Linked DNA regions of Homo sapiens: region 1 is linked to region 2. Evidence: chromatin loops called from intact Hi-C (ENCODE). Cell type or tissue: PC-3. All regions are shown on one strand. Region 1 has its middle 6.6 kb from the start of GUCA2B. Region 2 has its middle 5.1 kb from the start of FOXJ3.

Region 1 (2,500 bases), 190 kb before region 2:
TTTAGGGTTCTCTCTGTAAAAAGGGGGAAGTTCCATGCTTCCTGGGGCTGTGTGAGGAACCCGCATGTTCACACTTTTGCAGCCTTGAGACCACAGATTCCCAGCAAGCACTTCCTGGCACTACTGCGCCTTCGTTCCACCCTCCTCACTGACCCATTTCAAGGCAGAGGTGTCATTCACGTCTCACAGTGCAGGGCACAGACACTCAGAGAAGAGAACAACTTGTCCAAGACCCCTCATTCGTGTGGACCTCTGCTGTACCTGACTCCAAAGCCCCAGCGCCCGGCCGGCTGCTGGGCGAGACAGGGAGTTGAGGAAGGGCGATCCTGCTGGCGCGGACGGTGTGGGCTAGGCGCGCTCCGGGTCCTCCGTGAATTCCCAGTTTCCAGGCAGCTGCGCCCGGGCCCGCCTCCCCGAGTCGGCCCCCACCTCTGCACGCAGAGACCTCTCCTCACCTCCCGCCCGGCCAGATCACAGGGCCGCCGAGTCAGATGGGATCCCTGCCCCCATCAGCCCTTCTGCACTGCCCAGCACATATGGCCTCCCTCCCAGCCCACCCACACACCACACAGCCTCACATCCGCACGGTCACAGACACACTCACACACACAGCAAAAACCACTCGCACACGCTCCCATATGCCACTCACACACACACATCCACGCACACAGGCTGACACAGGCTCACACACACATGCCCATACTCTCACATGCAGATACACACACAGACACAGAAAGCACTCCCATATACACATACTCCCACACACCAGCACACGATCCTCACACACAAGGACACACAACACGCTCCCCTACACACACGAGAGCACTCACAAGTACACACGAATATACACAATCACTCTCACATGTGGACACGCGCGGACACGAAAAGCACACCTGGATACACATGTTCCCACGCACATTCTCACCAGGGCTTGGGGCATGTACACACATGCTCACACACAGATACAACCCCCACCCCCACCACACACACACACACCTTTCACACCTGCCGTGTGGCCATGGGCGAGAAAGCCGGGTCAGAGCCATGCACCTCTCCTCCTCACAGAACACTAGGGCGAAGCTGGTCTCTGGGGGCCCCGTGTCCTCCTTGTAGTTCTCCCTCTGCCCTTGGCTGCCCCCAAGACCCGACTTCAATGCAGGTCCCACTTGGGGCCTGAACTTCCTCCTCTCCTCCCCTCAGCCCCACTGTTCACCTCCGCATCTCCTCTCTGCAAACCCCAGGACTCGGGCATTAGCAGGAGCTTTTCGGTAACGACCCTGCACACCACCTCCCCTCCCCGCACCCCCAAGGCGCATCGCTGATGCTGACTGTCACGGTCATGCTGGTAGGACCCCCAGGCGCAGACACGGGGACAGGGAGGCTCTCCGTTACCCCTCAAAGCAAAGCGCAGAAATGACTGCTCACCCCATTAACTCTCAAGGTGGTGCCTCAGGGAAATGGATTAGGACTCATTCCCCGTCTGCAGTCTTCCCTGCCATCACCAGGGGGCAGCCCTGATTCACATTTGTGTTAAATACCTGTTACCCAACCCCAGGCCAGAAAGGTGTTACACCTTGGAAGCATTCCTGTAAACAAACCTGACGGGTGTGTGTGCGTGTGTGTGTGTGTGTGTGTGTGTGTCCGCGCACATGCTTATGTAACAAGGTCAGTACAATATGGGTAGACTGGGAAAGTAAGTCAAAGGGGAAGACACAGATTGAATGAGCTTTAGTACAGTCACTGATGTTGGAGCAAAGTTTGGTTCTGAGTTTCCTGGTGACCATAGCAAAAATAGAACCACTCGTTAGATCACCCACCTCTCCGGGGAAAAACCAAATTCATCTGGAGGGCTTCTGGGAATTCTATCACATCTTGGTTTATACAACTCTCCCTACAGAGTCTTCCAGATCAACTGTTCATGTGTTGATCCTTCCTTAAATTTTTCATCTCTCTGTTTTATGCTTTGATGTAAAGTGATAGTTAAGGGCATTGGGTCCACTTTCCATCCTCCTATCTTTTCTTGAACTCATTCCAATCGGGTTTTCATCCTCCCCACTGTTAGAATTGGTCTTATCAAGGTCAGCAGTGACTTCCATATAGCCAAATCCAAGGACAATTCTCTGTCTTCATTTTACTAGAGCTAACCACATTTGACCAAGTGAGCATGTTCTTGCTCCTGAAGCCCTTTCTTCATTGGGCTTCAAAGACGCAAGTCTCTTTTTGTTCTTCATCAACTGTTCCTTCCCCGCCATCCACTCTGCTGGTTCCTCCTTCTCTGCCTCATCTCCAGGTATTACAGTGCCCTAGAGCTCAGCCCTGGGACCTTTCCTCTCCGTCCTGTCACTCTCTCAATCCAGTTTCAGGTCTCTGAGCACCAGATACACTTGATGACCACGCTATCTATATCTGTGGCCCACTCCTTTACTCACATCTCAAACAGGCATCTCAAGCTTAATGTGTCCAGACCCAGCTCTTGATAGACTCACCTGACATGTTCCTT
Region 2 (2,500 bases):
ACCTAGACGCTAAGATAAATGAGCCTTCACCTGATCCTTTTCTCCCTCTGTATTTATTGTAAGAGGAAATCAGAAAATGAGAAATGAATTTAAAATGAGCCAAGACTTGCAAGAGGGAGAGGGAAAAACACGAGAGAGCCCCTTCTATTATTCCTAGCCCGGGAAGAGCCTTCCAGATTTCCTGGGTATCTTTATCTAATATTTTATAATTCTTGAATTAGGTTTTTTAAAAGGCTATATGTAGGCCATCTGAGAGGTCTCAGCACTACTGACTGCTATTTAAGGAAAATGCTTGGGCATTGGTCGCTATGCACACTTAAAGAGCATTCAATAATCATTTAGCAAGCACCTACTCTATACCAGATGTTGTACTAAATACCAAGGAGTCAAAAGAGAATAAAAGAGAAGCAGACATGTAAACAGTTAATCCCAATGCAATTTGGTAGAAATTTATACTTGTGCCATGGAAACAGAAAAGAAGCAAAGCTTAATTCTGTCAAATTGGATGAGGTGGAGGGTGGGGCACAGTCACTGGGGCCAAAGAAAGCTTCATCCTTAAAAGGTAAAGTTAAGGCTAAATTTTAATAAATGAGTAGGAATTTGCCACGCAGAGATAGAAGCAAGACTGGGAGTAGAGAAAGGCAATTGGGGGCAGAGAACAGCTTGTGCAAAGTCAAAGAGGTTGGGTAGATACAAGAAAAGTAGAGGCCACAGAAGTGATAGTCTTATAAGTAGTCATTAAATATTGGTGGCTGATGGCAATAACTAACTCATGCAGCTAGACCACATCACTCTATGTAAACCATCAAGTTCCTGTCCTCTGGTAGCTTGGTGTTAACTTCAGATTATATCAGTAAAGGCAAAATGTGATCCTTCCCAAAGACTCTACTACTTAATCATTATTAGTAGAAAGGAGTAGCTTAGTTTATTTTTTCCCAGTAGAAGGCATTAGCCTAAAATACTTTTTTTTCCTAGGCTGTCAATGATTTTGCACTAGTGCATTCATAACAATCTGCCATCCCCCACCTGCAACCCATCTCCATGTTCCTTGTAACCACCTGGTTCAAACCTTGGCTTACCTCCACTCTTAGAATCAGCCGAGCTAATTAAAAGCACAGTGAAAGACACAAAGGCACCAAGACAGCTGAGCAAACATTAACAAATGCGTAAGTAAATAAAGTACTTGTATTATGTGTAAGCAATGGTGCAGATGAAACTTGGGTGGCACTAGGAAGGGTGAGTCAGAGGATGTTCAAACAGAGTAGGATCAAGGAAAATCTCTCTGCCAGTTAGTTAGCAATATCTTTTGGGATGATAGAAAGGAACCTGGTTAGCAGGAAAAAGTAGCCAAGGTTTGCAGCCCAAAGGAACCTGAAACTCTGGTACAAACTCAGTAGTAAGAAACAATTATTTAAAGTTGCAAAGATAATTGGCTTACTTCATGCCTAATGAGCTAAATAAGAACCATCAAGAAACCCCAATGCTAGATGGAGTTTGGTGGGGGAATAGTTAACATTTACTGTTCTTTGTGTGAGTAGCAACACAATAGGCCCTTTGCATCTGTTTGGTTTTTTTAATCCTTACAGTAAAACTACAAGATGGTCATCGTGTGAAAGAAGAGGAAACAGGCTCAGTACTTTAAGTGTCAGAGGCAGGATTTGAAGCCAAAATTGTCTGATCCTAAGCCCTCTCTCCTGCCTTCAAAGACTCTAAACCAGCAGGATTGTTTACACCAATATGCGAGTCGTAAGGTCCTGGGTGAGGCACTGTGAGAAGGTGTGTTTACATCCAAGTGTCACAAATAAAGGGTAAAGAGACCCTGTGGAAGACTATATAATTGTTCCCAAACACTTACTGTGCCTTCCAGAATTGGATTGTAATTTCCTATTGACAGCAGGCTTGGCTGTGTGACTTGCATTAGCTAATGAAATGTGAGTGGCAGTATGAGCCACTTCTAGCTGGAAGCTCTCAGTCAATGTGCTGCACCATGTTTTCCTTTCCTGCTGTCCTCATGACAAGCAACATTCTGGATAGAGGCTAATCCATCAGCCTCAGTCCCAGAGTGAAGACAATGTGCAGCAAAGCCACAGCTGACCTGGGAAGGACACAGCATAAGCGAGAAAAACAACCTTTGCTGATTAGGCCACTGAGATTTTGGGGTTGATACCATAGCATAACAGAGCCTATAATGACTAATGCAGACACTTTCTGAATCTTGCTCTTTAGTGACACAAATTTCTGGTGTCATCTTCAGGTAGAAAGATTGCTTGGGGATTATGAGAAGATATAGAGAATGGGATGATTGGTGTAGTATAGTGAAAGGCTTTAAAATACAGTATTTGAGGTATTTGAGGCAGCGCATGGTGGCTCACACCTGTAATCCCAGAGCTTTGGGAGGCCAAGGCATGAGGATTGCTTGAGGCTAAGAGTTAGAGACCCGCCGGGAGTGGTGGCTCATACCTATAATCCCAGCACTTTGGGAGACCAAGGCGGGTGAATC

Evidence for each region. A loop is a pair of places that touch in the nucleus more often than their neighbours do. Peaks named below come from ENCODE experiments on the same cell type or tissue, not always from the same donor. Only the 100,000 strongest peaks of a DNase experiment are listed, where the experiment ranks them.
Region 1: a loop joins it to region 2, with 6 times the contacts of the local background. A loop is called at or near these places in 3 of 110 quality-filtered maps.

What each region holds. Positions count from the first base shown.
Region 1 is chr1:42,145,536-42,148,035 of GRCh38, forward strand. No RefSeq gene overlaps it. Among named protein-coding and RNA genes, the nearest start is that of GUCA2B, 6.6 kb to the right of the region's middle. In PC-3, CTCF peaks have their summits at 1,509 (motif pointing right) and 1,710; a DNase peak (open chromatin) is centred at 1,536.
Region 2 is chr1:42,339,128-42,341,627 of GRCh38, forward strand. No RefSeq gene overlaps it. Among named protein-coding and RNA genes, the nearest start is that of FOXJ3, 5.1 kb to the left of the region's middle. In PC-3, no CTCF peak of the experiment used is centred here; a DNase peak (open chromatin) is centred at 1,204; H3K4me3 peaks cover 579 bases; H3K27ac peaks cover 1,741 bases.